Regions from separate parts of the Homo sapiens genome. Here region 2 is linked to region 1. A link is a loop called in an ENCODE intact Hi-C map of the cell type or tissue named here. Cell type or tissue: heart left ventricle. All regions are shown on one strand.

The links. A loop is a pair of places that touch in the nucleus more often than their neighbours do. Peaks named below come from ENCODE experiments on the same cell type or tissue, not always from the same donor. Only the 100,000 strongest peaks of a DNase experiment are listed, where the experiment ranks them.
Region 2: it touches region 1 in a loop (5-fold over the local background); 72 of 110 quality-filtered maps call a loop at or near these places.

Annotation. Positions count from the first base shown.
Region 1 is chr20:57,379,250-57,384,249 of GRCh38, forward strand. It overlaps RBM38-AS1 (RBM38 antisense RNA 1), which reads right to left. Exons shown (of 2, transcript NR_149006.1): 2 at 4,911-5,000. It overlaps LOC124904938 (a long non-coding RNA gene), which reads right to left and starts at 3,355. Exons shown (of 2, transcript XR_007067671.1): 1 at 1-3,355. RefSeq lists an enhancer at 2,524-2,818. In heart left ventricle, a CTCF peak has its summit at 2,711 (motif pointing right); a DNase peak (open chromatin) is centred at 2,712.
Region 2 is chr20:57,592,294-57,597,293 of GRCh38, forward strand. No RefSeq gene overlaps it. Among named protein-coding and RNA genes, the nearest start is that of ZBP1, 26 kb to the right of the region's middle. RefSeq lists silencers at 4,699-4,758, 4,779-4,952. In heart left ventricle, CTCF peaks have their summits at 2,211 (motif pointing left) and 4,813 (motif pointing right); DNase peaks (open chromatin) are centred at 2,190 and 4,848.

The DNA of each region.
Region 1 (5,000 bases):
CAGACCCACCCACTCTCCAGCCCTGTTTTTTTAGCCCGAAAACTTATTTTTTAGAGATAAAAAAGCAGGTGCACTAGAAAAATATCTGAATTTTCAGGTTAACGGTTTCCAGCTCATTTTCCTCTTCACTTTATGAATCAAGCCTGTGGTCTTATCAACGTGGGGAAGATCTAGCTAGCATAAGACTGCTGTGAGGGGAGATTGAAGCTTGATTATCTCAGCAGCCAACTTTCATATTCAGCTTTAGCTTAGCCAGAGTTTCATTGTTTTTACCACCCCTAGTGACGGGCTAGGGTGGAAAATGAGTCTAAATTGCAGGCCTTTTAGAGTGCGCTTTCCCAGGATGGGACCTTGCCACCTCCCCAAGGGGATAGTTTTTGTAATTGGCAAATTTAAAACATTTGCATAAATCCAAGATTGGACTGGGCTGTCAGAACCTGGGAGGGAGCTCTGCTGCCACCAGGATGTGAACCCTAGATGAGGCCCAGGCTCATTTCTCTGCTGCCCAGGACCTAAAGCATAAAAGCACACTACATGTTTGCTAATGAGGATCTAGGAAGTATTCACTGAGATCGTTAAGCTTCTTCAAATATTTATGTTCATGTTTCCTAAAATGCATATGAAGTCTTAGAGGAACTCTTCATCTTAAACTTCAGCATCTTTGCAGGCACCTGTAAGTTGCATGCAGTAGGTGCTCATTAAGTATTCATAAGTTTGATGGCATCTTCTACTTCAAAGAGATACTAGTGTAATCTTGGCTCTTTGTTTCACTAAATGTCAAGCCGTCCTGCCATTAAATATTGACTGCACACCCTGTTAAGAGCTGCTTTCGTTGAAAGTAAAGTATATAAACCTCATGGAGAAGACAAATTGTGTTCTTTCACTTAATTTTTTCCAACATATGAAAATTTTAAAACATCCACAAAAGTGGAAAGGGTTTTGGCAGTGAACATACACCTGCCATCTGCCTGCCACCAGGATGCCACCATGAACACTCACCTTTCCCTTGATTTTCTGCTTGGTTTTGCCTGGCTTTCCTCCCAGTCTTTGTTGTAACATCGCTTCCTTGGTTCCTCACTGTGGGAACAGGGCCTCATGGGAAGAACTTTGTGTAAAGATGCTGCTGCAACAAGGTGGCAGGGATTTAGGGTGGGCACAGGAAGGTGCACTCGGTTCCTGTCATGTTTGGTTGGAAGCAGGATGGAGCTGTGGTGGGTTTGTGTGAGACACCTGTCTGTGAGCCTGTGCTCACGTGTGTGCACGTGTGCATGTGAGCCTGCCTGTGAAAACCCTCTCAGTCAAAGGGGCCAGCTGAACCCGCCTGCCTCACCCCGTTTTCGGGTTAGCTTCACACCAGAGATCCTCTGGCAGAGGAAGAACAAAGGATGCGGCAAGTGCCTGGCCTGCTGGCAGTGAGCTTGCTGACTTTCACCAGAAAATCACCACCAAGAGAAGGTAAACAGCAAGGGCCAGGCGTGGTGGCTCACGCCTGGAGTCTCAGCACTTTGGGAGGCCAAGGCGGGAGGATCACTTGAGGCCAGGAGTTCCAGACCAGCCTGGGCAACAAAGCAAGACCCTGTCTCAAAGAAATTTTATTGAGTCATGTAGGAAATGTTTGTTTTTCTCATTCAACCAAAATTTTCGTCTCTTTTGGAGGAGAGACTCTAAAACATGAACTAAACACATGTTCTTGAACACTCGGGAGTGCCTAAGCCAGCCTTTTCCGAATTCACTCATGACCCATTCGTAGGTTGTGAAATGAACGTAGTTGTTGCAGTGAGCGTTTCTTTTAGTGGAGCCACACAAAATCACAGAATCTATGTATGTATGAGATATTTTCATATCCTGGGGTGGGATTCTTCTCTGTGCCTGTCACTTTTTGTATGGTTTAGGATGAGTTCTTAGCTTCGGTGACCTCAAGTACTAAGCCATAACTGCACTTGAGGTCTCCCCAAAATGGGAGGGATGATTATATTAATTATATTTGAAATAACCTTATAACATTGCAATTAAGAACAGGGGGCTGGGTGCGGTGGCTCATGCCTGTAATCCCAGCACTTTGGGAGGCCGAGGCAGGCGGGCCACTTGAGGCCGAGAGTTCCACACCAGCCTGGCCAACAAGGCAAAACCCGTCTCTACTAAAAATACAAAAATTTGCTGGGCACGGTGGCACCTGCCTGTAATCCCGGCTACTGGGGAGGCTGAGGCGTGAGAATTGCTCAAGTGCTTGAGCCCAGGAGGTGGAGATTGCAGTGAGCCTAGATCACGACAGAGTGAGACCCCGTCTCAAAAAACAAAAAAACATGTACTTGAAATTGGACTGCCCACCTTCAATTCCAACTCTGTCACCAACTTTGCTAACATGTGATTTACCCTTTGTTTAAGCCTGTGATTTAACCCTCTGAGCCTCAGTGACCTCATCTGTAAAATGGGAGACATTAAAAGTAGCTATCATAATGGTTGTGTGAGTAGTCAAAGAGTTAAAGCGTAAAAGTGCCCCTGTGGCTGGCCCGTGATGTGGAGTTTGAATGTAGCTGCTACTACGAGTGCCAGTGAGGATGACATCCATGAGAAGTCTCCTGCTCAATGGGGCTGTGCTGTCGGTATACAGGCGGGACAAAAAGGTCCAGAGACCAAGTGACTGGAGATCTTGCTTGTCTCTAAGATTCTTTCCCCAGGAGCCGGGTGTTGTGCTTAGGTCTGGCCAGCAGATGGCGCGAATGGCCCCAATGCCAACATTGGAGCATGTGTTTCTGTGTTCAGTTTCACAGACTTGAGTTCATTAAAAGAAATGAAGTGTTGGCCACCCCCTTCCATTTTTTGTTGTGTTGCTAAGCTTTTAGGATATTTGGGAAGTAGAATCAAAACATTGCTTATGCTGTCAGAAGAATCGTCTTAAAAATAACACACTTAGATTGAAGGCCTCCTTGGAAAATGCTAAAGGAGATAATTTGTCAGAGGTGGGACCCTGATTTTTCTGTTTCAAACTTAATGTCCGCGATGGTTTCCTCGTGGAACACTGAAGCCTTGGCGCCCGCGGTGTGGGGGCCTCTGAGCACTCCCGTGCCCCATAGCATCATCCCTGCCGTGATATGGGAAACACAAATCCCTGGTGGTGGCAAACAGGTCACTTTAAGACTCGTGTTAGTAACTTTGAGGCTCTGTGGCCCGTTGGAATTGAGATGTAAACCTAAAACAGCAGATTTCAAAGGCTTAGCGCCAAAAAAAATGAACTAAACACATGCTCTTGAAATTAATGTAAATGCCATTAATTTTCATACCAATTACACATTCAAATGATACTATTTTGGATAATTTAACTTTCCCCTGCTTATATTTGTTAAAATGTGGCTACTGGAAATTGTAGATTCCATTCGTGGCTCATGTTGTATTCATCTTTCTCTGGGACATCACTGCACTAGGTCATCTGACTTTTGGAGGTGTCACCCACCACTCCACACCAAATATTAAAATGCACCCACATCCTGCTTTAAATACACATTGTTTTGAAGGCAAATTCTTTGAAAAACTTTCCTATTTTACTTCTGAAATGATTTGGCCGTAAGCGTACACTCCATGTTGATTTCTTAATCATGACCTCGAATAATAGGGAATTTCTCACAAAGTGCAGCGTTTCCTACAAAGCTACAAATTGTTTTCAAATTGATTGGATATTAGAACACTAAATAGTTTGTGAGGTCTCCAGTATTACATTTGTAGGCCTTTACTTAAACGGATTAATTTGGGGATTTTTCTTGTTTGTTTTTGGTTTTTTTGGGGGGAGGATAGCATCTTGCTGTATCTCCCAGGTTGGAGTGCAGTGGTGCAATCTCGGCTCACTGCAGCCTCTGCCTTTCGGGCTCAAGTATCCTCCCACCTCAGCCTCCTGAGTAGCTGAGACTACAAGTGTGCACCACCACACCAGGCTCTGTTTTTTATTTATTTTTTATTTTTTTGTATTTTTGGTGGATACAGGGTTTTACCGTGTGTGCCCAGGCTGATCTCAAACTCCTGCGCTCAAGCAGTCCTCCCGCCTTGGCCTCCCAAAGTGCTGGTATTACAGGTGTAAGCCACCACACCCAGGCTGGGGTTGTTGTTTTTAAATATCTTCAAGCCAGTTCTCTTTTTCTTTCTTTCTACCTCTCTGCCCTTCAACATTTTTGTAGGCTCTTAAAAAGCTGTATAAGCCCCAGACCCCAGGGCCTGGCTATAGTGTTTAGGAAAGGCAGTCTCAACACAAGCATTGTATTTCCTTGCAAGGTACTGGCTTGTTAATCAGAGCCTGGCAATGTTTCACAGCTCTGCGAGGTCTTCCTGCTCACTGCGGTTCCCCTATCTCACGGCCTACATTTATCCCACGGAGATGGGAGAAGCCAGGAGAGGTTGTGGCTGCACCTTTGAGGGTTTTATTATGACAGGTGTTAGGTCACTGTAAGGCAAATATGGGCAGTGTAAACAGTTTCGTAGCCGACTGTGTGAGTTTTTACACTTTATTGAAGTGTGACATATAAAAGGCTGTACATATTTAACTTATACAACTTGATGAGTTTGGAGATAAACATACACCCATGAAACCATCACCACAGTCTAAGAGCCTATTGTGAATTTTGCATCAATCTATTGAAAAATATTTTTTCAGGTGAGGGCTGTTTCGAAAGCCAATGAGAAACACCTGTTGCATACTTGCTTAAAATGTAAATCGGCTCCCGAAAAAGAACTGACCTGCATTCTTAATCTTTTATTCTTTTTCCCTCCTGACTGTGGTGCAGAGGAGGCAGTATGGGAGGAGACAAAGCTCAAAGAAGGCACTGACAATCCCCAGCATCCTACGGGCCCGAATCCACACTGCGGATTCCGTCAGCTCACTGGCGGCAGCACTCTCTGGTGTCTTTTTTTTTTTTTTTTTTTTTGAGACTGAGTCTCGCCCTGTCGTCCAGGCTGCACTGCAGTGGCGTGATCTCAGCTCAGTGCGCCCTCTGCCTCCCGGGTTCAGGCGATTC
Region 2 (5,000 bases), 210 kb after region 1:
TCCAAAACTGGAATCAGCCAGAAAAATCAATGCTTAATCTGGTGACTTCAAGAGGAACATCGGCCACCACCTCGGAACCTGGACCCAGACCTGGGTTTTTGTAAATACCCCGGCTTGGAGTGAAGTCCTTGTTCAAAGTCCCCCACTGGTTAGTGGGATTCAAACCCCAGCTGAGGTCCAGAGATCGTGCACTTGGTTCTGCGTGGGGGTGCGTGGCAGCCCAGGAAGTGGGTTCAGAGGCTGTGGGGCTTACCGGGCACCTTGATCTTTCCGGACCCAACTGTGGCCCCCAGGGAATCCGAGATGCATCCTGGCTGCCATGGCCCTGGTCCAGGAATCACAGTGGGCTGGGGGGATGGGACCGGCCTGGCTGGGCACAGGGGCCAGAGAAAGGAAGGGAAGAGATGGCACCCAGGGGCCGCCAGCTGAGGGCACAAAGGTGAGAGGACACCGGGCCTTGGGGAGCTCATGGTGCAGTGGGAGAACAAGCGGGATGAGGGTCCCCATGACAAAAGCAGAAACCCAGGCTCGGAGGGTGGCTTGCAGGCAGGTGGCAGAGCAGGGATGCGAAGCCGGGCGAGCCTGCTGCAGCTGCCACCTCTTTGGGTGGGAGCGTGCCTCACTCGAGGGCTTGCTCTCTGTGTGAGGCTTTTTCTTGTCCAACAAACACTCACTTGCTGTGTGTCAGGCCTGTCCAAGCGTGACAGGTGTCCACTCCCTAAAACCCCCATAATAACTCTGCGAGGTCAGTGCTGATGGGAAACCAGGCACGGGGTGGGTGGGCACCTGCCCAGAGCCAAGCAGCCTGGGAGAGGGCTCAGCTACCCAGACAGCTCTGCCGCAGAACAAGGAGGACCAGGAGGCCTCGATTTACCCTTCAGCCCCGGGTCCCACAAAGGGCCAAGGTCAGGAACTGCCCCTTCTCTGTTCTTAATCTCACCCCAGGACCTGGGCCAAGTAAGAGGTGAGTCCCCAAGGCTGCCAGCCACAGCCTGTGTCAGAGCCTCCTGGGGAGGGGCTGCTGAACCCCTGGTCACACCCAACTTCCCCGCACAGCGCCTGGGGGCGGGGCCTTGGAGCTGTGATTTGCATCCAGCTCCTTGGCAGATGTCAGCCACCACTCACACTAGGGTCTTAGTGCAGGCCTGGCCCCCGGAATGGTGCTGCTCGTTTGAGAAGACACGAGTGTCTCAAGCAGAACACGAGGGGCCCATGAGATGTGGGGTAGAGTTTACAGGACACAGAGAGAAACTCCGACTCAGGGAAAGGCCCGGGAGGGCTACAGGGAGGAGGAGGAGGGCAATGGGCCAAGTTAAGAGGCAGGACATCCAGGCAGAAGGCACTGACTGAACGGAGGCCGGGAGGCTGGAGAGGGGTGTTCCTAGCTGCAGTAATTAGATCCTTGGAGCAAACGAGGAAGAAGGTGTAAGAAAAGGAAGATGCGTGGGTCGGGCCAGATCTTGAAAGGCCCCAAGGGACAGGTTAATCGGCCAGGTTTCCACACCCACTGGGCATCAGAGTCACCTGTGGGAGTTCATTCCTTCACTCATTCAAGAGGTGCATATTGAGTGCTACTGTGGGCCAGACATAGTTCTCAGCCCTGGGGAGCCCGTGGGGAACTGACTGATGAGACCCCTACCCTGGTGGAGACAGGAGTGTCATCAGAGGACAGAGACTGTAATTAAAGAAATAGGAAATAAAATAATGGCAGATCCCTCTGAGTGCTCACAAGCAGATAGACCAGGACACAGTAGAGAGCGCCTGGGCTGGGAGAGGGGTCGTTTGAACCGAGTCCCCGAGGTGAGCCAGAGGAGAGGTCTCAGAAGTGGGTGGGAAGCCTCCAGAACAGATGGACCCTGGCAGCCCCTGCAGGGACTGGACCCAAAGCCTCTGAAGGACGCATTGAGGCCATCACCTCTGGGCAGACGGGCATGCGCAGAGCATCACCTGTGCTCCGCAGACGAACGGCCTGACTTGGGATTTGAGGGTCTGCAGAGATGGGGTGGGTGTAGGGGGTCTCAGAATCAGAAACTCTGACCCTGGATGGGACCTCGGGGACCAGCCCCTGGTCCAGGGGTCTGGAACCGAATTGAGGCAGAGGGCGGCATCCTTGCCCCCGCGCCCTCCTGCCCTGCGAATTCTGTGGGCCTTTTTTTTTTTTTGCAAAAACAGATCAAGGGCGCCACCTGGTGGCTAGAGCTGAGGCCGTGGCCGCTTCAGCCCAGGCCGGGGTCCACGGTGGCCAAGGCTCAGTAGGCCGGTCCCTTTAGGTCACTTCCGATTTTGTAGATGTTTGTGGTTACACAATTAATATGTTTACCTTGCAGATACAGTAGAAAACCCAGATAAAGCCAAAAGAAAGCAACCACCTGGAATTTCGCACCCAGAACAAACCTTTCTTCACATGTGCACGGATTTCTTTCTAGACTTTTCTTCATCCATCCAGGCATTTTCATACAAAAAGTGAATCATACCCCACAGAGAGTCTGCAACCTGCCGAGCTGTTTCCCACTCACCGCTAGATCGTGGCTCTCTTTCGTGCCAATGAATATACTTTTACAACATCATTCCTGCAGCTGTGCACGCACTTTGGGTGTGGCCAGAAAGTGATTGAGGTCGACTGAGCCCCTGTAGGTTGGATTTCTTTGGAGCAAAGTGAGTTTTCCAGAGTTTTTTCATTTTGTTTTTGCCTCCCTTGGGGAAGACAGGAACTTCAAAGCCCTCATTTCTCTGGTGCAAAACGGGTTTTGACAAATCCACATTTAGGGGTAAACTTCATGGTGCCAGCCCCCCGCCTCCCTGTGTCTGAAGCTGGGAGCATAGGGGCACTTGCTACTCACCCTGTGAACTGCCCGGGGCCCCTCTTGGAGCCTGAGGGTTTGGTTTACACTGCCTGAAATGGACGCACGGGCAGGTCATATGCTTCACAGGGCTGTTTTGTGTTCAACAGGTGGTCTTTGTAAAGCACTCCACGCAGGGCTCGGCCTGTGGTCAGCCCTTGGTAACTGTCAGCTTTGTTACCATTCAAAGGACCACAGGGTGTGGGACAAGAGCACTGCGGCCCCCCAGGCCTGTGCTCTCGTCACCGGCTGCAGGATGGGGGCCTGTTCTCGTCACCTGCCGAAGGGCTGAAATGCCTCCTTGGGGGTCATGGTGGGGCCTGACTTATTGGGTGCCGAGTTAGATCACCCTTTGCTATTCATGAGGCTGTGGCTGTGCCAGGAACCACGGGCGCTGTGACAACACAGCCACGTCCCCTGACACCCACTGACGTCCCCTGCTCTGGGGCTCTCCACCGATGATCTCATTTAACCCCGTTTTGCGGATGGGAAAACTGAGACTCAGGGATTCAATGACACTTGTAACATCTCACACCTGGTCAGTGGCGGAGCCCTCTGGGGCCCAGGCCTGGCTGCCACTCGGGGAGGTCTTGTTGGGGGCCTCTTTCCTTTGTCAGTGACTCCAGGACCTCTGGGCAGAGTGGGAGGAGGTGACATTCAGCAGAGTGTGGCCGTGGTGCTGTGTGTGTGAGATGGGAAGCAGTTGCCCTGTCTGGAGGCCTGGGCCCTACCTGGGCACTGAGCTGTGTGTATGTGTGTGTGGTGCACGCTGGTGGGGGGTGCTGAGGTTCAAGGTAGCGGGTCACTTGGGCATGTCACAGCACAGAGGGTAAACCCGCTGTCCACCAGGCTTGGGGCAGATATGGCTTCTGAATCCATCCTACCTGAGCACATTGTCAGACTCAAACAAGGAGCTAGACTAGGAGTCAGAGAAGGAGGGGCCAGATGGAGAGAAGGGGGTGGCTCAGGATGGGGCGTGGTGAGGGACCATTACCCACAGCACTGATGCGGCCGCACCAACGAGGCAGGCCCCTGCTAGTTTCATCCTGAACACAGATGATCACCCCATTTTGCACATGTGGAAACGGAGGCGCAGGAGGACTAGGTACTTGCCCAAGGTCACACAGCTAGAAAATGGTTGGGCAAAACCTTGAGTCTGGGGTGGTCCAAGTTTGTATCTTTGGCCCTACACTGTTGTGTAGACCTGGGAGGCATCCACCCACTTGGTGAGCCAGAGAGGGGCCTGTGGGCTGACTGTAAGCTCAAATGGGCCCTCTCTTCAGGTCCTGCAAATGAGGCACCGCCCCACCTCCCTACCTCCCAGACAGGGGTTGATGATGTGGGTTTTCTTCCACACTTGGAGGTCGACTGTACTCATTTTGTGCCCTGGGTTTAATCCTAGAGGGCCATTCACTGGCTGTGTGACCTTGGGCAAGTAGCTTAACCTCTCTGTGCCTCAGTTTTCTCCATGTGAAACGGGGTAAAGATTCCTTTCTTCGTGGAGTCGGTGGGAGGATGAAGTGAGTTAGTGCCTGCGGGAGTCCGGGGGGCATCAGCTCCCGCAGGGTCGGGACTTCGATGCCACAGATGGGCTTGCAGGTAGGGTCCTTGGGAGTCACGCAGGAGCTGGACTGGGGACTTGAGCGGGGGTACCCAGGTTGCAGGGGTGTTCCCCACGATAGAAGAAAATCAGCCTCTGAAGGGTGCTGGGTTTGTGCTCCTTCCCCCAAATTTGGGGCACGGGCATCAGCCAGAAAGGAGCCCGCCCCCGGCCCGGGAGGGCAGAACAGGAACTTTCACCTGGGGCCTGTGGACCGGCTGCAGGCTTATGTGCACCACCCCGGAACCGTGGGGGAAACACGTGTGTCTGGCTGCTTTGTGGGGAAGGAACAGGAGGGGGTCACACGGGATCCCCCCCACCCCGCCTGACCCCACCTCAGGCCCTGGAAGTTTCCGAGCCCAGCCTGGTGAGCGGCGGCCGGCGGCGTGCGGCCAGCAGAGGGCGCTCGGGCCAAGGCTGTGAAAGGCCGGCTCCGCGCTCCTCCCCTCCAGGCCGCCCCTGCAGTCGAGACCTGCGGAGGGCGCGGGCGGGGGCTGGCTTGGCCCTAACTCTCCGGGAGCCCGGGTGGGGCCGCTGGGGTCACAGCTGGGGCCACAGCT